Linked DNA regions of Mus musculus: regions 2, 3, 4 and 5 are each linked to region 1. A link is a loop called in an ENCODE intact Hi-C map of the cell type or tissue named here. Cell type or tissue: heart. All regions are shown on one strand. Region 1 holds the start of Rgcc (regulator of cell cycle). Region 2 overlaps Dgkh (diacylglycerol kinase, eta). Region 3 overlaps Dgkh (diacylglycerol kinase, eta). Region 4 overlaps Vwa8 (von Willebrand factor A domain containing 8). Region 5 overlaps Zfp957 (zinc finger protein 957).

What was found. Peaks named below come from ENCODE experiments on the same cell type or tissue, not always from the same donor. Only the 100,000 strongest peaks of a DNase experiment are listed, where the experiment ranks them.
Region 2: a loop joins it to region 1, with 1.8 times the contacts of the local background. A loop is called at or near these places in 8 of 42 quality-filtered maps.
Region 3: a loop joins it to region 1, with 2.3 times the contacts of the local background. A loop is called at or near these places in 8 of 42 quality-filtered maps.
Region 4: a loop joins it to region 1, with 3 times the contacts of the local background. A loop is called at or near these places in 19 of 42 quality-filtered maps.
Region 5: a loop joins it to region 1, with 4 times the contacts of the local background. A loop is called at or near these places in 3 of 42 quality-filtered maps.

What each region holds. Positions count from the first base shown.
Region 1 is chr14:79,299,301-79,304,300 of GRCm38, reverse strand. Rgcc (regulator of cell cycle) reads left to right here and starts at 2,666. Exons shown (of 5, transcript NM_025427.2): 1 at 2,666-2,852; 2 at 3,401-3,586. The coding sequence starts at 2,804. In heart, CTCF peaks have their summits at 2,536 and 2,741; DNase peaks (open chromatin) are centred at 2,640 and 4,868; H3K4me3 peaks cover 2,155 bases; H3K27ac peaks cover 1,658 bases; H3K27me3 peaks cover 2,195 bases.
Region 2 is chr14:78,674,017-78,679,016 of GRCm38, reverse strand. All of the region lies in intron 2 of Dgkh (diacylglycerol kinase, eta), which reads left to right. Among named protein-coding and RNA genes, the nearest start is that of Gm30716, 26 kb to the right of the region's middle. In heart, a CTCF peak has its summit at 2,381; a DNase peak (open chromatin) is centred at 4,216; H3K4me3 peaks cover 480 bases; H3K27ac peaks cover 630 bases.
Region 3 is chr14:78,667,731-78,672,730 of GRCm38, reverse strand. All of the region lies in intron 2 of Dgkh (diacylglycerol kinase, eta), which reads left to right. Among named protein-coding and RNA genes, the nearest start is that of Gm30716, 19 kb to the right of the region's middle. In heart, a CTCF peak has its summit at 2,556; a DNase peak (open chromatin) is centred at 4,210.
Region 4 is chr14:79,121,705-79,126,704 of GRCm38, reverse strand. All of the region lies in intron 37 of Vwa8 (von Willebrand factor A domain containing 8), which reads right to left. The region is part of intron 1 of Gm30970 (a long non-coding RNA gene); the gene reads left to right. Among named protein-coding and RNA genes, the nearest start is that of Gm30970, 11 kb to the left of the region's middle. In heart, a CTCF peak has its summit at 1,974 (motif pointing left); a DNase peak (open chromatin) is centred at 1,714.
Region 5 is chr14:79,226,185-79,231,184 of GRCm38, reverse strand. All of the region lies in intron 1 of Zfp957 (zinc finger protein 957), which reads left to right. Among named protein-coding and RNA genes, the nearest start is that of Zfp957, 19 kb to the left of the region's middle. In heart, a CTCF peak has its summit at 3,054; a DNase peak (open chromatin) is centred at 3,024; H3K4me3 peaks cover 72 bases; H3K27ac peaks cover 79 bases; H3K27me3 peaks cover 3,424 bases.

The DNA.
Region 1 (5,000 bases):
ACAAGTTTCATGAAAAGAGTGGCCAGCAGTGTGCAGAGAAGAGGTGGCTATGGTCTGACTATGTCAGACCTTGGGGTGGCCTGAACATTACAATCTCATTGCAAGTTTGATCCTGTCAAACAGCGGGGCCTTTGTGAACTGGCTGTCACCAGAATAGAGCTCTCCCAGATGGAAGTAAGGGTTACCAAAGGGCTTGAAGGGGGCGCCGTTTGCTCTTTCCTTCCTTTCGCCCTGTGAGCAATCAGCAAGCCCTCACCAGACAGCACTGGGTGGGAGTCTTGATCTTGGGCCGCCTGGCCTTCGGAACAGTGGGGAAGAAATCTCCGTGATTCACAAATTACCTAGCCTGTGATATTTTATTATATGATAGCAAAGCATATCTACGGGAGAGACCGGTTAAAATAAAGATCGGGTCTTTACAGCACTAGAAGTCCTGACTTTCCTGTTGGAAATTAAAGGAGACATCAAGTCTTTTTCTTGAGGCCATTGCAGCCAGAGACTGAATGACTGAATGAGCTTTTGAAACCTGGAAGTTAGGTAAGTCTCAGTGAGGAGATGAAGGATACAGCTCCCCGTGCCTCCTGAGGGACGGGTTGCACCTGAACACTGAGGTCATTGACTATCTCTGTCACCACTGTCAGGTGGGGGGGGGGGGCATAAAAGGCCCTAGGATATGGAGCCCAGCCAGAAGGCTCTGGAGAACAAGGGTTTAAACCTTTACCTGGTTCTAGGGAAGAAATCAACACATGTGCAGCACTGAGTGAGGCCTTTGCACTGAGATGTGTGTAAGGATGGGCTGGGGGCAACCCAATTTCACACCAGGTGAACTGTGGACAAATGAATTGTGTTCCACGCACTAACTGAACAGGTAATTGGCATCTTTTTTTTTTTTTTTTTTTTTTTTGGCTGCTCCTCCCAGATTGGTTGCTGCTGTTGGCTTATCTGCTCTGGGGCTCAGTGCCACCCTTGACTGCTTAGTTCTTCTTCACCCTAGGGAGGCAGGGTGTGGCTAACTTCAAAGTGGTGCTGAAAAGAGACAGGCCTGCCTTCTATTAAACCACTAAGGGGTAGGCAAGCCCCTTAGCTGCTCTATTCCAGTTTTCACACCTGCCGACCACTGGCAATGATTATATTATTCAGGGGTGGCTGTCAGGAGTGACCTGGTGCATGCCACATTCTGACACCTAGGAAGGCTGGAGTCACTGGGGAAAGATGTCCTCACATAACACCATCCAAAGATTCTGTGATGATGGCCGTTGATCACTTGAAAGTGTCTAGTATAGCTAAGGAAGTGTCTGGTGTAGTTAAGAAAGTGTCTGGTGTCTGGACTGAAAACTTTCACTTTATTCAATTTTGATTGTTTTACATTTATTTATTTATTTTCTTTTGCAGGTCTGAGGATGAGCCTTCAGACTCAGGGCTCACCCATGCTAGGCAAGCACTTTATTGCTAAATCATATTCCCAGGCCCCAGCTAGCCCCTTACTTTACATTAATTTAGTGGTGTGTGTGTGTGTGTGTGTGTGTGTGTGTGTGTGTGTGTGTATGTGTGTGTGTGGTGTGTGTGTGGTATGTGTGTGTGTAGCATGTGCATATATGCACACAAGGCGTATGTTGTGCCGGACAAGATCAGAGGTCAACCGCAAATGTGATCGATTCCCTGGGCACTGCCCACCTCCATTTTTAAGATACAGCTTTTCATTGACTTGGAGTTCTCACTTTGGGATTGGCTGGGGAGTCCCAGGGATTTGCCAGCCTTTGCCTCTCAGGGCTGGGATTATAAGTGGTGTCCATCTAGTTTGGATTTTTTAATGTGGATTTTGGGGCTTGAACTTGGATCTTCATGCGTGCACAGTAAACTCTTTACAGACAGGATTGTACTATGTAGGGTTTTTTTTCTTTTCTTTTCATGCAGTAGTCCTCAAATCTCCACTCTCTTGCCTAGACCCCCTTCTACCATCCTCCTTAGGGCTGGGACTATAGGCGCAGGCCACCAGCAGGCCTCTTATTTTACGTTTAATAACTACCTGGGGCAAAGGGCTGTTGGTCACCTGAGGCAGGAATTCTACTGGGCTGTGCTAAGGATGGACGCTCAATCATACGGACCCTATACCAGAATGCATCTGTCCATGTGGTACTCTGCGCTCAAAGATCATCTCAATTGAAGACTGCATTCACCTCAACCCACTGCCCTCAGCTGTCCACTCTGTCCACGCACAACCTTATAAATTCCTTGAGAAAAGTCAGATGGAGGACTGGTTCTTTGCAGAGGCTACTGAGGCCCTTGGCTCCTTTATTTTTGCAGCAAACAAGGAGGCTTTCTGCATGTGCAGTTCCATTTCATAGATGAGGCTCAAGGAGGCTCAGCCAGAAGGCGGGAAACAGGGTAAACTCTTGGAGAACTCTGATGCCCGCAAAGACACTTCCTTGGGTCGGGTTGTCAGGGTGGTAGAGAAAGCGGCGGGTAAATATTTGGGGCGGTATCCTGGACTCCGGCGACACCCGTCACTGCGGTTCTTCAGAGGCCAGCGCGTGGCTAGGGCGGTGCCGGGAGTAGGGGGTGGAGGGACAGGGGCGTCCCCTAGGTCGTCTGGGACTTACTCAGCAGCCCCGCCCCGCCCCGCCCCTGCCGGTGGCTATAAGACGGAGTAGCCGGCGGGTGGCGCGGCTCAGGCGAGTAGCTAGCGCTCAGGCTCGGCAAGGAGCAAGGCAGAGGCACCGGAGCAGACTGCAGTGCAGGCGGCAGCCACCAGGGCCAACACCTCGCAGCATCTCTGCTACGCGTGTCACTGAGCAACTTCTCCATGAAGCCGCCCTCAGCGCAGAGCAGTCCCGCGGCGGTCGCGGCCGCAGGTGAGTGCCTATTTGGAGGTGTCTTCTCCACCTCTGCGCCCCGGGATCGAAGCCAGGGACTGCGTCCACGCTAAGCTACACTCTCAGCTCCGGGGCCCCTGAGAGCTGGAGCCTGCAAGTAGGGGCGAGAGAACAGAGGTCGCTAAGGTCTTCTTCCACTGCCCACCCTTCTGTCCTCCATCACCCTGGCATCCCGTCTCCGGATCGCTCGTCCGATGCAGGTTTAGTTTGGTTTTCCACGCGGGACAAGGAACCGGAGTCTGACACGTAACGGGTGCCTGCTGACTCAGACTTCCCGCCGCCACGCGCTCCAGGGAGCGAGCGTGGGCAACAGTAGGAAAGCGCGTGGGGTGGGCTAGGTGACTTCCAGACTTTCAGCTCAACCCACGGAGGCTTCTTCTCCTCCGTGTCTGGTGACAGGCGCTTTAGAGGGTGGTTGGGAGGTTACGGAGTAACTGACTGCGTGGCTGTCACTGGCAAAGGCAGAGTGGAGTTCTAGGGAACGCTGGCCGCCCCTCCAGATGCCCTCTGTGCCCTCCCTCCCCTAGCCCCGGCCATGGACTCCGCGGCCGCTGCAGACCTGACCGACGTGCTGTGCGAGTTCGACGCGGTGCTGGCCGACTTCGCGTCGCCCTTCCACGAGCGCCACTTCCACTATGAGGAGCACCTAGAGCGCATGAAGCGGCGCAGCAGCGCCAGCGTCAGCGACAGCAGCGGCTTCAGCGACTCGGAGAGTAAGTGAAGCCCTGTTGAAGTCAGTAATCCTCAGACTCAGGCTTCCTAAAGCTCTAGATTCACCTGGGTTATCTTTAAACTGAGGCACGACATCTGGGGAAAGTCAGACCCGGGGATCTGCACGGCTCTGAGATGCCTGAAGAGTTGACTTTCTGAGTCGTTAGCCCAGATGTGCGGGGGTCATTAAGGCGTTCTTGGGGAGAGAGGTACGAGGGTGGGTGGGTGGCTCTTAAAGAGCTGTGGGTCTACCTGTCACGGCAGGTGTGTACCATGAGGCCTGAGGGTTTGTGCAGTCAGCCAGAACTCCTGGGAGTCCAGCCAGGCCTTCCAACCTTTTCCCGCCTTTCTACCCACTCTTCGCTCTTCATTTTTTTTTTTTTATTTTATTTTATTTTGAGACTCTCCCAAGGTGATCTATGTAGCTGCGGGTGACCTCGAACCTCTCTGATCCTCTTTCCTCGGGCTTCAGGGTGCTGGGGTGACAGTGCAATGCCACCACATTTAGGCACATCAGTTTATAGGCAATGCTGGGGGTCAGACCTAGGGCTTCTTGCACGCTAGGCAAACACTAGACCAACAGCACCCTCCCTTTCCTTTTCCAGAATGGGTGTTGGGGAACATGAGGACACGAGTGAGCACAAGAATGAAACATTTGTGAAACCAAAATGGTTTCATAAGCTGCTGTTTTTGGAATGCTTGAAATAACTTCGTTCACTTTCTGCCTAGCTCCCAGGCTCTTTCGCCACTCCAGGCACTTTTGAAACAGTCTCCCGCTGGGCTGCTGAGTTCAAGTACAGGGTTTCAGGCACGCCCACCCTCCAGGTTACCCACAGAAGGTCATCCTAGTAACCTTTTCCACATTGCCTCTGGAGAGGGGAAGGGGGAGGGGAGGGGGAGGGGGAGGGGGAGGGGGAGAGAGAGAGTTAGTTTTCAGTAACTCAAGTGACCTGCAAGAACAGTGAATTTGGTGACCTTTTATTTATTATTATATAATTGTTTTCAAATCTTGGCTTATTCACTGTTTTTCAATGTGAACTTTAAATTCTGTTTGTTCTTGTGCCCTTAGTCCCTAGATACAGGCTCAGACATCACCAATTGTGCTGTCCCCAACTCTGGGAGTAAAAGTCACATTGCTGTTTTGAAATCTAGAAACATTTTCCTTTGTTACTAGGTGAAGATTCTGAGCCTGAGCTGTCCTCCTGAGAAGGGATGATGTTTGACATCCAGGTCAGGATTTGAATCTGAAACCCAAGCTCTGGTTTGATTTTCCTTAGCCACCTACACAGATCACCACGTGACTTAGGGGGCGAAGGGGGAGGGAAGAGGGCTGGTGAGCTGTTCATTTCCATTTAGAACTTTTGCGTCTTGATGCCAATGACCTGGTCACTTGTTCTCAGCAGTCAAGTGAAGCCT
Region 2 (5,000 bases), 630 kb after region 1:
ATCAGGTGTTTGATCACAGCATTAGAAAGTAACTAATATGTATCTTATTGATGAAGTGAACTGCTCGGTCTCTCCGGTCCTGCCAGCTCTTTCTCTTCTCGGTTATAGAGATACAATGTACTGCATAGCCTTCAAGGCTCTGTGGGATTTACACACTGGACAAGCTTGCTGTCTTCCTGGGAGAGGATGTTCCTAATAGGATTTTTAAGGTGGGAGCCTATTGGAGATGGAGTTGAAGGAATTATCTGGGAAAGGAAGAATGCCAAACCTACTGAGGCTCAATGGCTTGAGCCTCTGGTAAGAGGGAGCCGTGTACTGTGGGCTTCCATGTTTGAAGATAACATTTCCTCTTACACTGACTTTTCTCTCAAATGGGTTTAAGCTTGAAAGAACTTGTCGTCAGGATGCATGCCAGTAAAGAAGGAGAAGAAAGCAGGAAGTGGAAAGCATGCTGTTAGACAAGGAAAACAAACAAACAAAACCCTGCTCAGTGGGAAGCTGCCTCTGCTCAGAGCACTGTAGCAACCCTGAAGCCACTCTCTGCTGCTGTCTAGCTCCCAGCACGGAGAAAGCCAGTGCAGGCTGGCTGTGTGAAGCCACGGAGCGCCTCCCCCATCCTCCTCTCTGGAAGCGTTCAGGATCTTCTCTGCTCCTCAGGGATCTGTAACTTCACAGCAGAATTCACAGTGTGGGTTTATTTTCATCCACTGTGTGGGCTTCTCCCCATTCAGGGCTCAGTTCTGGGAAATCATCTTGAGTTATTTCTTCCTTCTGTTTGTTCTCCTTATTCTGTGTGGTATTACCATTGTTTGGACGTTGGCCCTCCTGGATTTGTCATTGCGTGTTCCTTCCCAGTCTCTCCCCAACTCCCCATTTTCTAGCATGTTTCCCTTTTCATTGTGCTTCCTAGGAGAGTTCTTGACTTTATTTTGCAACCTTTCTATTGTATTTTCACTTCCCTTTGGGTAAATATACAAACATTTGTGTGTGTGCACACAGGGCTTCCTGCGATGGTTATCATACTTCAGCATCTATGTGGGCTTGGTTTTAATGCTCCCTAAAGGATGCAAAGGAAAAAAAAAGTGGTCTGCAGAAGATCAAATGTATGTTATAAAATGTGAATGTTATAGAATGTTAACCCAGGCACTCCCTTTTATGAGCTTTTGACCATCTCTTCATTACTCATATCTATCACGGGGTGTTAATGAATGGTATGTGAGTAGTGGCTGTTTAGGGAACAGTGACAAAAGAGTGGCCATTTTAAGTTCAGTTAAAAATGCTTTTTTTCCCCCCCAGAGTATTTTCAACTTGTGGTCAGTTGACTCAATGGATATGGAACCCACAGACACACACCCACACACACACACAGACACTACACACTATACACACACTACACACACAGAGACATACACACAGACACACACACTACAGACACACTACACACACACATTATACACACACAGAGAGACACACACTTCACACACAGACACACATGCTACACACAGAAACACACAGACACATACACACTACACACACAGACACACACACAGACGCATAGAGAAATAAACACAGACACACACACAGACGCATAGAGAAGTAAACACAGACAGACACACTAAACACACCACACACACACACACACACACACACACACACACACTTACTTGTAGAACCACCACCCCTGAAGCTGGACCTACACACACACACACACACACACACACACACACACACTTACTTGTAGAACCACCACCCCTGAAGCTGGACCTCTGAAGCTGTTTGAGGTGCAGGTGTTTCATTCTATAACCTGACTAGGCTTTTCCTTGACAACCCCTGACATCTCCGCCCTTGGCTTTGTCAGGTCCCAAAGGGCTTTCCAATAGCAAATTGCAATCCTGGCTACCGTCATCTTGAAGGTTTGTTATATAGCAAGTCCAGGGTACTGGCTTATTCACACTTACACAGCACTACTCCTCTGCCTCTAGTTACTTCTGAGTCTTTTATTCTAGACTCTCTCCATTCAGCTCTCTCCAGAATAAGCCCCCAGCCTTGTTCTGCTGTGGGAGACAGACATTTGGGGCAAAGCAGAGCTGAAGAAAAGAGGAGTGGGGAGGGCGGGTGCTGGTGAGGGAGGAGGAAGACAGAGGTTCGTTCTTTCTTTATATATATACATATACATATATGTATATATATATATTATTAGATATTTTCTTCATTTACATTTCAAATGCTATCCCAAAACTCCCCTATCCCCTAAATCAGACTTTCACCTAGTTCCTTGCTCCGGCACGAGAGGTACCTGGTGCTGTGAGGTATTGAGTCCTTCGGGGATCGTCTGTTCTAGTGGGCTGGCTTTCAGCTGTCCACACTGCCACTGTGTGGCTGCACTAAGTCAGTCCTCATTCTTGTATCTGCTTCACCACTTGTAAGTGGTTCAACTTTGATCTCTGATTTTGTTGAACCTCATAATCTTCTGCCTTTCCCAGAAACCTCTCTACTGGAACTTTGAAGGAATGAGAGCGTGTCGAGAGCTAAGAAACCTGTGTAAAACCAGTAGTTTTAAATATGGATTTTGGAAAAATTAAAAACATACTATTAGTTTAATATCGTAAACTCATAATCGTGAGTAGTTAAGCTTTGTTTGCTGATGTGTGGTTACAGTGGAGCTGTGTTTTAAGACAGTTTTTAGGGTACTGAGGCCTTTCCAGTCTTCCTTGCCTATATGTTTTAGCATGGCACTCTTCCCTTCCCGATTTACGTGTAGTATTTCATCAGAACCTTGCCTTTGTAAAAGCGATGAAAGCATGAAGCCGTGGTGGGCCGGGATGGCTGTTGTCTCTGCCTGTGGGTTGCCTTTGTCACCTATTCAAGGCTGAGCTCTTCATCTTTTCATTCCCCCACCCCCTTTCAGTTCATAGAATTTATAAGTAACCATAGCTTTGTATGGAACCATTACATAGACTTGTAAGTAACCAGGAGGTCCCTGGCTCTTTCTTAGCCATTTCTAGCTCGACCCCACTGTGTCTCTTTTTCCTTTATGAAGGCTTCTTAGTGACCCCCGTGTAATGTTTCCAGTCTGCTCATACGTTTCTAGCATCTCCATACTTTTATTTGGACCCTCTTATGTCCGGGGTATGGTGTATCGGCCAGGATTCTAGGGCAGCCTAAAGGATGGGCCAGTGGACTTGGTTGATGACCTGAAACAGCGGAGAGTGGCTGAGTGTGGTTTAGTAGTTGATATGTAAGTGCTAAGGCTGAGAGCAGCTTCGCTGTTTGTTAATCAGCCCTAGTTAGCAAGGGTAAAGCTTGATGTTTTGTTTATTAAGCAAGTATTTATTTTTGGGGGAGGTGGGGTCAACTATGTGCCAACCAACTGTTTGTGACTGAATGTAGAAATCACCCAAACATGAAGACCCCTACCTAACTCTGTTGTGTGGGAAAGTAGGCCCAGCCATTAGCTGTGAGCTGTCCATCACAGAGCTTTGGGCCAAAGCAAACCTTTATTTCCTTGTAACTGTTTTCCTTGCTTTCTTTCTGACCCCTTTGATTTTGCCCCTAACCTTTCCGATCTCCCTGTAACTCATCATGGCCTCAGACCTTCGCCTCCATTGGTCCCTGCCCTTCCCTCTTGTGTATTCATGCTGTGTGGTCCCATCCTGTCCTGTCCCCGACGTACATATTGTTCACTGATCAGTTATACTCTTCATATATGCATACTGTCCCCAAGCCAAGACTAGCCTCTTCAGCTCATTAATTTAAACTCTTCACATTCTTGATCTACAGTCCTGTAGAATGTACAGTTAGGGAAAGTTTCTCAGAGTTGGATGTGGTGGCTTCCCACTTTGAATTGAAGCACTCAGAAGGCGGAGACAGGAAAATTGCTACAGTTTGAGGCTAGCTTGAGCCACATAGTGACTTCCAGGCCAGCCTGAGATGGGTAAAACACTCTCTCAGAAAACCAAAAGCCAAAACAGAAGAGACAGTTTCTTACAAGAACAATTCCGAATGAAGGTGGACCGAAACCTGCCGGGTCATTTGATGAGTGGAGAGCTTTCCCATCGCTGGCCAAGCGTGTCTGTTTAATTGAGTAAGGCAGAAAATTCAGATTCGGTGTCACCACCCACCATCCCCGGTGGACACTCCTGGCTAAGGATCATCTCCATTCTACAGAGAGACCTGGTGGGTGGGGCTTGACACAGCTTTCTGGACGAGAGCTTCAGAAAGATTGGCTTGGTGCCTGAAGAGCAGTGGTATGGACTGTGAGTCAGAGCCTAACAGTGACAGGAAAAAGGTGGAAGAGGAAAGATCACAGCCAAGTGAAAGAAGAGGAGCGGGAAAGAATGAAGAGCAGTGGGGGTGGCGGAGGGCAGGGAAGGAAAAGACCATTCTTAAAGGCAAGGTTAAAAATGTGGCAGTGGAAAAATGCAACCTATTCTAGACTTTGGAAGAGGAATCTGTAGGAGAGGGAGACACGCCGGATGCTGAGAAAAGGACTGTAATGGGATGCTATTGAAATGGGTTTCGTTCTGCCGAAGTTCGGTCTGAGGTCCCCAAATGCCGCAGACAGAACAAACAGTATGTGATAGCAACACCCACATGGCCTAGAAGAGCTTTGCAGCCCCTAACATGATACCATTTCCCGCTCTCCCATCCGGTATCTGGGATGGCACCTAATGCTAGGTAAGGGCCCAGCTCCACATCTTGAAGATGCCCAAGATGTGTCTTGAGGTCCAGCTGGGAAGGAATGAGCCTGGCTTACCTCAAGTTACATGGAAAGTTAATAAGAGTCATTGGCTCTCTTGACTTGATCCATAGTCTCTGGAGGCTTCAGAGACACTGGATCCTGTAAATGCTTGCTGTAGTGACTCCTGCCTGCCTGCCTGCCTGCCTGCATGCATGCATGCATGCCAGAAAGAAGTCTGCAGGGGACACAGCTGGGCTTTCTTAATCACACCAGTCTGATTTCCACGGGCCAGGAGAGGGCCTGCTGGCGAGTCTTTTAT
Region 3 (5,000 bases), 630 kb after region 1:
TATGAGGACAGGCTATAGATAGTATCTTAGCTAGGGTTTCTATTGCTCTGAAGAGACACCATGACCACAGCAAGTCTTATGAAGAAAACATTTAATTGGGGGCTGGCTTACAGTTTCAGAGGTTTAGTTCATGATCATCACTGAGAGAAGCATGGCAGCATGCATGCAGACATGGTGCTGGAGAGGGAGCTAAGAATCCTATATCTTGATCTGCAGCAGAAGGGACTGTGTGCCATACTGGGCATAGCTTGAGCACAGGAGACCTCAAAACCCGCCCCCACATTGCCACATTTCCTCTAACAAGGCCACATCACCTTCAACAAGGCTCTTAATAATGACACTCCCTCTGGACCATGCATTCGAATAGATGAGTCTCTGGGGGCCATTCCTGTTTATACCAGCACAGTGGGGAGTGGGGGAGCAAGAGAAGTTTTTTTTTTTTTTTCTAGGATTTGCATGTAGACCTTGAATGTGGTGGCCCTGTGCTTCTGACACTTCTTGCTTCTAGGGGAACATCTGGTCTACCTCTCCTGGACAGCCTGAGACAAAAAGCCATTAGCATCCCTCTTTGGGCTTATAGGCACGGAGGACTAGGTATTTTGGTTGTCATGATGACCACATGCTTTCTTGCCGATCCTTGGTTATTGCCAACCTTTAGTAAAATTGTGTTTGAGCTCCCTCCCCCAATTGCGCCCCCCCGCCCCCCAGTTTATTACAAGTCGAGTGGTACAAGGAAGGATACAGTGGAATACAGTCAGCCACAAACAGCCCTGCCGTTTGTAGCCCACAGATGGATCGGTGTCTTATTTATGCAAAATCAGCTGGGCACGGAGAGCAAATGCTGCAGGACTGCGCGGTGTGCGGATCTAAGGGTCGATCTCAGAAGAACAATGGCTACCAGAGCCTGGGGTGTCTCAGAGGGGACACGGGGTGGGAGGAGGGTTGATCAAGTGGTTAAACAGTTAGAGGAGAGTCAGAAATCCTGGCACGCCATTGCGTAGTCAGGTGACACGGAGAAGGACTGCGTGCTTCCTAGCTTGCCGAGCTGGAGGGAGAGCATACGTTCTCACTGTGAAGGTGTTTGTGGTGCTAGGTGGCTTAGTCCGACTTAAACTTTACACATGTGTACATGTATTGAAACACCTTATAAAAGGTATACTTTTTTATGTATCAATTCCAAATGAAATTTCAATAAAAAATTAAGAGTAGACTCATTCCAGACATGTGGGTCCAACCGGAGAGGGAGCGTGGCCTGTTTGAGGGTTAGTGTCGGTGGTGTGTGGCGAGCTTGCGCTCTGGTGTCCTCAGGAGACCCTTCCCTGGCTTCTGGTCACAGGGGAGTTTCCTCACTAGACCAGAAACAATGAAGCTACACACATTGCGGCATCTTTTGGCAGGCGACATTTTGATGGCATTTTAAGGCACAGAGGGCAAGGAAGATGAAAGGTTGTTTGCAAGTTCCAGGACTTGTGTGCTTAGGGAGATGATGGTGTTGCTGACAAGCGAGGTCCCCGGGCAGAAGAGCAAAATGGCTGCAGGAGGATTGTCCACAGAAGGTACCTGCCTAGTTACAGGAAGCTTGGAATTAGAGTTGAGACCTTCTGAAGCCTGCGCTTTCTGCTAGCCTGAGACCTACAGTACATGGGATAAAAAGTGCTTGTTGAGTCTAAGGTGGGCCAGCAGTGCCAGGTGGTGGTGTGCAGACAGTGAAAATTATGAGTAAAGCCAGGAACTTATTTTGGGAGTTGTGCATGCATAGATATTTAGAGGAGATGATTGGAGCTGTCGTGGAGGGAGTTCACTTAGATTTGCACACAGGCTATAATTGGAAATGGCCAATGAAGAGTATTCCCTTAAAGTGGAGAGGACAGCGAGCAGTCACAGCACACTTGTGCTGTGAGGTGACAGGTGACAGACAGGACAGCGGAGCATCTGCCTTTCCTAGGCTTGCTGGGATAGAAGGGAGCATTGGCTTGCAACATGGGGCAGTGTCAAGGTTTTTACTTTATTTTGGATAATACTTACGAAGAGGAAGGAAAGTGGATGGAGAGGGAATGATTGTCGAAGACCCAAGAAAGGGTTCTGCGCTGTCAGGACAGCAGTGTGTGCTCAGGATGCAGAGACCAAGGAAACACACTTAGGACTCAGCAGCACCTCCATGTGCTAGTGGTGGTGGTTGTTGATATTATCCGTAAGAAGAGAAGGTCCAGGTTCAGAGTCATCGATTCGCTCAAGGTCTCCACAGCCAGCTGGGGTCAGAATTCTGCACCTCTGTCCGTTAACAAAATGACTGCGTGGCTGTAAAGCTGGAGATGAGGCCACTGTAGAGAAGTAGCACAGGGGCTAAGTTTCCTCTGGACAGTGATGGAGTAGTAGGCAAAGGTCCCCAAGTGGGAGTGGCAGAAGACGGCTGTCCGCGTTAGGATTTCTATTGCTGTAAAGAAACGGCGTGACCACAGGCCAGCTAAGGAGGAAAGTGTTTATTCGCTTGATGCTTTAACATCGTGGTCCAATGGCTCCCAACCTTCCTAATGCTGCAACCCTGTAATACAGCTCCCCATGTGGTGAGCCCCAGCCATAACATGATTCTCATTGCTGTTATGAATTGTAGATATGTTTTCCGACGGTCTTAGGTGACCCCTGTGAGAGGGTCATTCAAGCATCCAAAGGAGACTCAGCTCATGGGTTGAGAACCATGTCTTAGTCCATCGCTGAAGAAAAAGTCAGGACAGGAACTAATTCAAGGCAGGAACCTGGAGGCAGGAGCTGACACAGAGGCCATGGAGGGGGGCCGCTTACTGACTTTCTCCCCATGGCTTGCTCAGCCTGCTTTCTTATAGAACCCAGGACCACAGTCCAGGGAGGCCACTACCCACAGTAGGCTGGACCTTTCCCATCAATCACTAATTAAGAAAATGCCCTACAGGCTTGCTTATAGCCAGATCTTATGGAAGCTTTTCCTCAATTGAGATTTTCCTCTTGGGAGACTCTCATGACAAGCTGACATAAAACGTACCAGTCCACCAGGGATGGATCCAGGTAAGGGAACATGTTGCTGTCAACAATCTACACTCTGTGGTGGGGGCCTGGGTGGGTTTACTGCAGCTTAATCCAGTAATTTGCTCAGACTTCCATCTCTGATTCTTCCTCTGTCCCATCTTAAATACAGAGGACAATCAAATGCGTTTCTATTGTGGGATGTGTGCCGTGTGTGTGTGTGTGTGTGTGTGTGTGTGTGTGTGTGTGTGTGTGTGTTTGAAATTACATTACTTAAAAACAAAACAAACTGGCTTATCTTTTTTGGGTATAAATATTGCCCGTGCAAATCATCTCTGAGTGAATTTTCTGGCACCGTGTGTGTATTTGTGTGTAAATTAGTCCATGTGACTCTGAATTCAGAGAGCTGGCAGATGTCTAAATGAGTATCCCTGTGTCATCAGGACCTAGATATTCTCTTGGGGAAGAACTAGAAACCTTGAGAATATTGAAATACATGACTAAAATTCCAGAAATCACACACACACACACACACACACACACACACACACACACACACACACACACACACACAAAGAGGACTGGCTCTTCCTGACATCCATATGAATGGTAGCATGTGACTCCCGGTGCTGTGTGTGGTCTGTCCATCGTCTCCGTTGCACTTCATTCTTTTCTGTCCTGTTCTTGGCCACCCCAGTGACCCCAAACCCCTCCGTAGCCCTGAACTAGACCTGGGAGCATGGTGAGTGCCAGGTTTACTGAGGGCCAGGAAAGGTGCGGAGTCATCTGTTTAGCACATGAGTTACTAGTTAAAAAGTTGACAGTGTTCAGTAGTTAATTTTAGGCCCCATCAACATGCCCCCATCAAAACAGCTTTATCATGGTGGCCACATGGGAAAGCGGTTACATCAAAATGTCATGTGTGGGAAAAAGGATTATTCTTAGAAATAAGTAGGGGCGTTTGATAAAGAAGAATTTAATTCAGAATTAGAAGGAGAGTTTTTCTTTTTAAAAACAGGCCCGTGTGTAGTACTGACAAACCTGGAACTTGCTATGTAGACCAGGCTGGCCTCGAACTCAGAGATCTGCCTGCCTCTGCTTCCCAAGTGCTGGGATTAAAGGTGTGCGTCACCACACCCAGCCGAGGTTTTATCACCTTTATGACAGTTCCCTCACGCTATCCATAAAGCGCAGACAAGGATTTACATAACAGAAAAAAGGTCACCATCTTCCCAAGGCAGGACTGAGCATTAGTGTAACACCACTGCCACCTAGTGGTGATCTCTTGCAGCTCGTTGTAAAGTAGGAAAGAGGATGTTTATAAGAGATATGGACACTTTGTACCTTCTCAATGCAGTTTTATCTCTCTAATTAGAAATTTATGCTCATGAACCTCTATGGAGAAGATACATACTAAGAGCAGAATGAACATCTTAGGGGTTAAATAAGTATTCACAGAATATAATTACTTTCCATCTGATTTTACCTTTATGCCTTTTCTTAAGAAAAGAAAATTATAAACCAGTGTAAGTAAAATAATATATTAGAAATTACTGGGCATTTTGTATAAAGGGTAATTAGACTATATTATACAGTCACTATCGTTTTGCTTTAGAACATATTAATTTGCATTTAAGCACAGATATCTTAACAGTTTCCAGTGTTGCATACAAAATGATGGGGGTTCTTTGGATCTACGTAGAGGTGGGTGGAGTCCCCTAGATGCTGGGAGGCTCTCTTCATCCTGCTTTCTTGAGCTTCCTCGTGTTTCAGTATTGGGTAGGTGTACCCCACTCCTCAGCCCAGTGTTGGTTCAGCCTAAGGTATACTATGCTTGTGTTTTGCAAGTTGAACTTTTTCCTTAAATAGAGATGCAGTCATAGGAATTCCCATAGCCAGGAAGCCCTGTGGAGCAGCTGCAGGGCCCCACTTGCTTTGCCTCCCTGCGTCACCTGTGTGAGCCGCATTTGGAGGGACCCACTGTTATAAGTGGCCAGGCTACA
Region 4 (5,000 bases), 180 kb after region 1:
ATGGTGTAGTGACCCCCAACCAATGGAAAACAATTATCTCATTGCCTTTTCATAACTGTAATTTTGCTACTGTTCTGAATTGTAATGTAAATATATAATATGCAGGATATCTGATATGTGACCCCTAAGAGGGTCCTGACACACAGGTTGAGAACCAGTGATCTAGAATCGCTGATCCAGGAGGCAAACCTCTGGGTGTGTCTGCGAGGGACTTTCTAGATTTGGTTATGTGAAGTGGGAAGACCTGCCCTGAATGTGAGCTGTGGGCATCCCATGGCTGATGTCTCAGGAGAAAGCTGGCTGAGTGCAGCCTTCCCTCCCTCCCTCCTACAGGGGACAGAATGGGGCAGCCATATGTTCTTGCTGCTGCGACTTCCTTACCACTAACCTGAATTCCGCTGAACTTCGAGCACAAATGAGCCCTTGTCAGACATTTTGCCACAGCAACAGGAAAGGGACTGACCCATAGGCTTCTACAGCAGAGAGAACCAGGCTGAAATTACAGCTCTGTTCTTCACTAGCACAGCAACTGTGGCCAAATTACTTAAACCTCAAAATGGAAAGAGAAGCACATACCGAAAGTAGTGGCTATCATGATCTTTCTCTCTCTCTCTTCCTTCCTTCCTTTCTTACTTTTTCTTTTTCGTTTTGGTTTTTGGTTTCTGGATTTTTTGAGACAGGGGTTCTTTGTATATCCCTGCTAAGATTATAATATACCCGATTTTATAGAAAAAGAAATTAAGTCCTAAGAGGTGGCATGAGTCCTCAGGGAGACGTGCTAACGGTTCAGGAACGAGGACCTCCTTCCTGGATTACAGGCTGGAGGACATTTCTCTGTACCTGTGGCTTCAACAGGACCCACACTGTGTCCCATCTTTCAGGTTATGCCACCTCATACAATGCTTCTCATACAAGACTTTCCTTTGAGGGTCAAAACTCTTCTAGTGCAGATAGCCAACTGACTGTTTTTTAATTGTCATTCTTTTGGGAGGGTGACATTAGCAGAGACAGCTTATTCAGAGGTTGCACACTTCAGGGGCTCGGATGATGGCTCGGTTGGTGACGTGCTTGCCATGAAGCCTAAGTTCAGTCCCCTAGAACCCATGGGCGATTGGTGCACATCTGTAATCCCAGCACAGGATAGTCTCTGGAGCTGCTGGCTTGGCTGTCTAGCTGAATCAGTGAGCTCCAGGTTAAATAAGAGCTGCTCACCTTGACCTCTGGCCTCTATGTGTGCATACATGCACCTCCCACAAAAAAGATAGCATGCTTCCGAGGGAAAGAAGCAGGCCAGGGAGGGGCTAAGCAGCTCAAAATGACCCGGCTATAAAGGACGAGCGTTATTGCACTTAAGGGTCATGGCTTGTGTACCCAACAAGCCAGGTTTGGTCAATTGTCCTCAATAAGCTAACTAAAGAAGCCATACTAATAGTAAAAGCAGAAAACAGGCATTATTCAATGTGGCAATACTGGGATGAAGACAAGGAAATCTATCAACTTCTCCAAGTCTACCTTGAGGGGCCTTGACAGAGGGTAGAGTTTTAATAGGAGGCAAGAGGCACATGGTAGTTCAGCTATGAAAAATGTCACCAGAGTAAAATGACTTCAGAAGCTGCTGGAACCACTCATTCTCCCCTCTTTCTGGAGTCAATTTGTTGTGGGTGACAGACACCCTTTCTTTTTATCCCTCTGTGACTGTCATAATGCTGCCGTCCTTAGGTGTGCCCTGACAAGCCAGGGTCAGCCACCCATCCTAATCACGTAACCAAGGAGCCTGGATATTAGTGAGAGCAGACAAAGAGAGGCACCCAATGCGGTCATGCCGATGAAAGGACAGAGGGATCACTGGACCCCTCCCCATGTCTGTCTTTTTAACTACAGTTCTGCAAGACTAAACTGACAGGAACTGCTCAGGAGATGGAATTCTAACATTGACTAGGCTGAGGCAGTTCTGTTTTAAGCTCGCTGACACCCTCTTGTGGTCAGCAGAATAATTTTAGTTAAGTATAAATTGGGAGTGATTTAGAAGTTAGTGCTTAAATATAACAAGATAAATAAGGGTAAAATGACATTTTAAAGGTTATTATATTATTTTAGGCTTTAGCCTATGCTTAGAGGCAAAAATATTTCCAAGTGTCTCTTCAAGAAACATCAAGGTGAGAATGGATGTTTTTCTTGTGGTGCTGTTCATAAAAGAAATACTATTATAATTAAGAATAATGTTCAACATATGTGGTAGTAGCCATATTACCACCAATTCCTTAGGCTTTTTTTCTAATGCTGTAAATGAAAGAATATTCTGTGATTCTCTGGATTTCACTGGTTTGTGTATGGATAAGAATCCTATTTGGGGAACTTCTCCAGAATGTTGCCTTATCAAGATGCACTCCATGAACACAGCTCTGGAATGGGGTGTGTGAGAATACCCCATGGAGAAGCTGGCGAACCTGCAGCTAAGTGAAAGTAAGTTTACAGATGCCCCCTTTGTATTCAAATGCTGACTTAAGAGTCAGGGATAACTAGAGCAGCAAGGCAAATAAGGGTAGCCATACACCTGTTACCTGGGGCTAACAGCCAAGGGGCCATCATACAGACAGAGGAGGGAGGGAGGGCCTTTCTAACTTAGCATGCCAACCAGTGTGGACAGGAGGAGTGGTGGAGTAAGACATCACCACTTGGCAACCATCACTGTATTCGTACACGCAGAGAATGCCAAAACAATGGATGAATATTGACAGGTTTGGAACACACGCCACAAACACCCATCCTAATCATAATGGGAAATAGCGCTCGCTCCAGGTGAATCCCATCGGAGAGAACACCTCCACCTCACCATCGGTGGACCAGTTCTCCGTGCCGGATAGGGCACACTGAACGGAGCCATGTTGTCAGTGACTTTCCTGCCAAAAATTCGTACTCTGGGTCCCGAATCAAAGGATGTTTTACAAAACAACAGGTTGTGGTCTTCAAAATACCACAGAGAACCAGTTATGAAAGCCAGCAAAATGAGGAACTGATGAGACAGAAAGACACCAAAGAGGCCGCTCTTCAACTCCTTCCTGTTCTCACTGGGCACTGGAGCTGAATACGGTCTGGGGACAAGGCTTCTACACTGTATCAATCTCACATTCCTGAGCTTGAGGTCTGGATGGAGGCCATGCCATGTGCCTGGGGAGGAAATACTCCGGTATGTAGAACTAAAGGATATGTACATTTTACTTTCAAGCAGTTAATGAAAAAGAGACACATAGGCACAGGTATCACATGTAACACAGAGAGAAATTAAAAAGACTTCATAAACACAGTGTTTATGAAGGTAAAAAAAAAAAAAAACAAACAAACAAACCAAAGCAAACCAAAATCAAAACGGTTAAATTCCCAAAGGGCAGAAATCCTAAACAGAATTTGACTCCTAATAACGTGACCCCGTGCCCCGTTCTCATTCAAGGCATGTCAGTGCAAACAGATTCCCCTCACATTTAGAGAAGATCAGAACATGTAGTGATAAACTTGGAGGAGAAAATTCGAGATCTATTTTTAAAGGACATTCTATTGGAGTTTTAGGGAAAAAATCACATACATAAATAAATATTAAAATATACTTCTATTTGCCACACATCATCCATGCATGCAAGCATCAGGCATCTGTCGTGGAGTTGGGCATTGGCGAGAAGTGAGCTATTTTCAGAATGGTTAACTAATTCCTGTCATACTTTTACAACAAACCCAGCTTACTCCCACCACCAATCCAGAAGCTATAGGGGAAGAACAACCATTGCAATAGTAGATCCTGTTAGCCACGAGACAGTTCCTCCACACTATGGGCCCCTCCAAGCCAGGCCAGGACACCGCAGTTTCTGGTGGTACATTTTCATCAATAGGAATTCAGTGTGGTTAAGGAGATGGTTTTCAATCGAGCATAGTGCTTTTCCTTTGGGTTAACACAAGGCCTATGTAAGTATAAGATTTTCCAGGAGGGGTATAGGAGAGTGTTCTTTATGGGAACATTGCCCAACCCACACCAGCAATGAAGAATGTATTGAGTTTAGCAGCTTAATCTTCACTCCTAAAATAAAATGCAATGAGAATTACTCAGCTTTAAGTAGCTCATTCTGTGATCAGCTGATAGAGTGTCTGGCATGTATAAAGCCATATGTGTATGTATGTATGGTTTATATGTATATATATATATATATATATATATATATATATATATATGTAAGATGTATGAAGGGTCTGATTCTCAGTATAGCAGAAACAAGATGTGGTGGTATATGCCTGTAATCCCAATACTTGGACACAGAAATAAGAGGATCAAGTAGGTCTTTCTTGGATAGATAGCCAGTTTGAGGCTAGCCTGGGCTACATACAACTATGCATCAAAAAGAAAAACTGGGTGAAGCTCACTAAATGCAAATGTATTCAGAACAGCAAAGAAAAAGTTGGCAAATTTTATCCTGGCAACGATAAAGCCTCATAAGAGCCGTGGTGCCACTTGATGGTGAGTATGTGAGAAAGGAGCTAGCCCTGAGGAAGAACAGCTCTCATGCGTGCTGACTCCTAGCTATGAGCTGGACACTTTTACTCTGGGATTTCCTGGTTCTATGAGACAGGAAATTACCATTTATAGCTTAAGTTAGTGTTAACTAAATCAATGTTCCTATTAAACATCATCTTACATTCTGTCTTTTTTTTTTTTCCTTCTGAGACATAATCTCATGTAGCCCAGGCTAGCCTCAAACTTACTATGTAGCTGAATCTGGCCTGGAATTCCAGACCATCTTTCTACCTCTTAAGTCCTGGGAGTAGAGGTGTGCTACAACACCCTGGTATGGTTTTTTTGTTTTTGCTAAGATACAAATGTGTGCCTTCATCTTGCACAACTTTTGATTCCACAATGAACCTGCAAACACATAGATAATAGCTTTTTTTCTTCAAATGCATAAGGAGAATTACTGTTTTAACCAGCGGCCCAACCCTATTTATTTATCCTACAAATC
Region 5 (5,000 bases), 73 kb after region 1:
GAACTAGTCGTCCAGATAACACTTGACATGGTTAAGCCTATGTGTGAGGACTGCAGGCCTTTGACATTTGAACATATTAACATATTGATTGTTTTAAAAAGATGTCTGTGTCTTGCCTGCATGTATGTGCACCACGTGTACACCCAGTGCTCATGGAGGGCAGAAGAGGGAGTTGGATCCCTTGGGTCTGGAGCAGTTATAAGCTGTCATGTCTCACAGGTATGGCAACTGTACCCAGGTACCTAGCCTGGACACTGATCTCCTTAACCTTGGCTAGATTTTTCTGCTGGTTGTAGGTGGCCAAAATTAATCACTTTCAAGGCCAGGTGAGGGTCTGGTCCTCCTCAGGAAGTCTCCCTTGAGCAGGAGAGAACTTCTGGCTTCTCTAGTCTGCCTTTTACCTCCATGTGAGGGGAAACCAAAGCACTTGGCTGACCAATGCTTTGAAGTGTTGGGAAAAGGGTGTTCGTGTGTTGACAACTAGCGAGAGTCCTTCTAGTGGAGACGCCACAGCCTCCTGAGGGAGAGAACAGGTGACTTCCCACGGCGAGTATAGAAGGACACCATAGCCTCCTGCGATTTACTTGAGCTGGGAAGTTAAGTGGGTAAAAATTTTCTCCCTTTTCATCTCCCTGAACACGTCGGTGATAGACCTCTGAGTATGGTTATTGGGTGCACAAAAGATCAGTTTCAGTAGTATTGTACTTTTTTTTTTTTTTTCCAAGACAGGGTTTTTCTTTGTAATCCTGGCTGTCCTGGAACTCACTCTGCAGACCTTGCTGGCCTTGAACTCAGAAATCTGCCAACCTCTGCCTCCCGAATGCTGAGATTAAAGGCATGTTGTGACATCACAGTCTGGCGCTTTTAACTTCTGTGTAATATTTAGATAAAGCTTCAGTAGAAGTGTAACATTTTAAAGTAAATCTTGATTAGACATACATTTTCTAAGCCAGTACCCAAACCTGTTAGATAGAGTAGATTAATAACTTGTGACAACTCCACTTAAGCAGAGGCTTGGTATTAGTGTTCTAAAGTTTGTCCTTAGAAATTGTATACACACACACATACACACACACACACACACACACACACACACACACACATATATTTACACATATATATAAAATATACATATATAAATAAATGCATATATAAAATAAATATACACACACATATATATTCTTTGTTTCCCCTTTTGCATAACTTTTAAATAATTTACTTAGACCCTTGTAACTTGTATAAGCTGTTCAATTTTCTTTCCCATTCTGAGAAAATAAAAATCCAGCCATCTTAATTTTCATATACAAATCTTTATTTACTAAAAATATTTTCAGGTTTACACCCCAACATCTTACTAGTTTCTTAATACCATGGCAACCTAATAACACCTGCAAATACATTGACTGCCTGTTGTGAGAGTTTTCTCCCAGGGGGATTAAGCCACATCTATCCCCTCTCCATAAGGTCCCAATGACAAACCAAAGTTCAGTTTCAGCAAAGCTCACTGGGGGACCAGTGAATTTGTGAGGCTCACTTAGAGAGCACGGGTGACCTGAGAGCAGCGCATTGGAAAGTCTTTCTCAGCATGGACGAGGTCTTTCTCACAGCCATGTCGTTGGAGCCATTTGGCATTCCTGTTCGATAGGGTCTGCAAGTCCACCCTGCAGGGGTTTGTTGTTTATAATGAGTTCTGGGTGGTCCTGAGGTAAGAGAAACCTTGGACATAGGAAATTTCAGGGACCTTTCCCTCTTGTTTATTTCCTTCCCTTAGAAAGGCTGTAATTGAATTATGGTATTATAATTAAGCACCCTCCCTGGGGGGACACGGTTCACCATCCCCCAGAGGGTATTTACACCTCACACAAGCTGAGAGAAAGTTTAAAGTTTTCTTTCTAAGTCCTTGGGGTTTAACTTACTCCAGCTGTCCAGGAGGCCAGCCAATGGGGGGCCTGAAGAAATCTTAGTGGCTTCCATTTCCATCGCCCAAGACTGGGACAGTCTCTTTATTCTCCTGAGTCTCCAGCCTCTACCCAAGAGGCATATTCTAGTCAACTGAAGAGGCAGTCAGTTTGACCTGACAAAACACCCCGCAATCCGTGCCCAGTGTCTGACTAGCTCTTCTCATCCCTGCCTGTGCTCTTGGTCTCATTATTTTCCCCTGATACCCCAGAAATCTCTGCTGTGTTTATTCCTGAAAGCGCCCTATTCCCTTCTAGCCTTATCCACAGGACACACGAAGGTGAAGAACCCGAGGTCTAAGAGACTATGGTTGTCTCCTAGCCCTATTCACAAGTGGACTGATCAAGGGATATGCCTGTAGTCTGAAAGACAGAATCCCCCACTCCTAAACTATAAACTGGCTTAAGGCCCTGCTGTTTAGAGTGCTAATATAAACTAAAGAAACTTCTCCTCTCCTGGTAGGGGAGTGTGCGAGACCACAGCACATCTCTAATCGTAGCCTAAACAAGTCAGGGATAGCTGAAATGAAACTGTTAGGTGCTGGGCCTATATAAGCTTCCTGGCTCATAGATAGGGGGGTGGGGTGGGGTGGTTGTGTTGGTCCAGATGAAGTGAAAGGGGAGAGATCTGTCTGCCTTAGGGTCTCCCTGACCTCATGTCTGTTCTATTAATCTATCAGTCCATATTACTCCCTGCATCCAGCCCAGGTAGACAGCAAGCGTGCTACGCACCCCTGGTGACTGTCTAGATTGGCAGAACCGCCTTGCAACTCACCACGTGTAACCTGGATTCAAGTCCCTGTAACTTAGAAAGCCCTAGACACAGAAAACAAAATGCCCAGTGTTTGGCCCTGGGCCACTACAAATCTCAGAGTGTTAATAAACCAATATTGGGGCCACACAGATGAGAAAGCATTGATTCAGTAAATACTTCATGGAACATAATTGTGTTAAAATCCAAGGAATCTGCCACGAAGGTCTGATAGGACCTCTAGTCTGCTAATGTCAACAGAGTCCCTTGGTTACTTCCTGCCTGTAATGAGCTCAGCTCCGTGATAAAATGAGTCCATCCTGTCCCGGGACATGAAGTCCCCACGAGAGGCCAGCATCTCACAGACTAAATGTGGATGGTCTCCACCTTTCTTTTTCAAACAAACATCCAAGTTAGATAGGTGTGGATACAACAGAAGAAATTACCCTTGGGTGTGGAGCCTCTGAATAGCAAAGTAAAGTAACAGAGGAAGGAATTCTATGGCTTCTACTCAAGGAATCTGTGAGAAAGGCTAGAATCCCTCTTGGCTTCTGGAGAGGGAGAAAAATTTAGTCATCATCTAATTTTTAGGTTAAAAAACAATAGTGAGCTTCTCTCTCTCTTAGAGAAGAGACAGGGAGAGGATGGAGATGCATACAGGCATCTAAAGTAAAACCCCAAAGGTTTGTGTGATGTTGGGTGGAAAATGACTCCCCAAATCTCCTCAAGGGGTATTCCTTCTTCTAGCTCCTGGATTGGGTCTCACCTGTGAGATGACCTACAGCCTCCACAGTGATGTCAACACAGAAGATTTAGTTCTGTGCACCCATCTCAAGTCAGTGGAACAGTTCAGCTTGCTTCCTACAACATAATAGATGTTACAGCAGTTGTTTTCAATCCGTGGGTTCAAACCCCTTTGTGTGTGTGTGGTAGTAGCAGTTATGAGGTAGCAATGAAAATAATTTTATGGTTGGTATCACTACAATGTGAGGATCTGTGATAAAGGGTCTCGGTATTAGGAAGGGTGAGAACCACTGTGCTAGACTGAGAAGCAACAGTGTCTAAGCAGTGTCTCCTTGTTAGAATATAGACCCACCAGCCTGAGACTTCAGCACGCCTAGAACTTGGCAGTGGTCCCCTCCCCTTTCCAGATGAGGGAGGGTGCTGTCAGGGCCTGGCTTGGTTTATAATGACCTTAATGAGCAAGTGAGTGTTCGTCAGAAGAGCTTGGGTTCCAGTCCTTAAAAATTCTCAATATAAATATATTCTCTATATAGAATAAAGCAATTCTATTTTTTTTAAAGCTACAAGTACACAAGTGTACTTACTATAAATATAGAGTAGAGGCTGATTAAGGATGGGCGACTTTGCCTCCAAAGGACAGTTGGCAATGTCCGCAGACATCTTTGCTAGGACTGCCACAGCATCCAGGGTACCGTGTCTGCAGCTTCTTAATCACCCACATCAAAGACCCACCGGCCTTCTGATTCACTGAGTACTGCCGAGGTCTAGAGGCCCTGGCCTATGCACATAGAGAGGGATTCAAGCGCAATTGCTGTCCTTTAGGAACTCTTCTGAGTGGGGTATTGTGGGTAGTGACAATGCAGGAGGGACAGTGTGGCTGTGGCTGTGGCTGTGGCTGTTGGGTGTCTAACCCCTTCTGTGGTGAGCTGTTTACTATAGTCTGTGCTGTCTTGGGGTAGAAATGAATGGTAAGATTCTTTCTACCTTCAGGCACACCTGGGCCACACACGTGTAGATTGTGGTTCTGGTGGGAAGAGTTCGGAACGGGAAGACTGGTGCAGAGTAGCATGTGGCTGCTCTCAAGCTGTCACCTTCAGGAATCTTCCTGGTGTCTGTTTATCATTCTCTCTTCTTCCGGTCCCTTCATGTTCTTGGGAACTTGAACTTCTGGGCCAGCCTGGTGCCCTCTCATCTATGCCACATTCCACTGAGTGGCTTTCCCTTGGGTTAGAGTTCTCAAACTCTCTGAGTTAGTCTCATCATTGAAGACACCTTGCTTCTAGAGTCAAATTTGGAAATACTCGTGAATGAAAGAAAAGATGCCTGGGATTTGCCTCAGAATACTCTGAAGAGAGGGTGTGAGGAGACAGAGGGAGATGACAGAATCTGGTTTGCTAAGGCCCTGGATGACAGTCTGCCGGTGTTTATTTTATCAGTTGCTGTGAACATTTAGAAACCGTGTCTGGCTTTCAGAGGCCAAGCCTCGGGTAGTTGCCAAGTAGAGAGAAAGCAGTTCTCCTCAGCTCTCTTTTGGAGGGTGTCTGAGC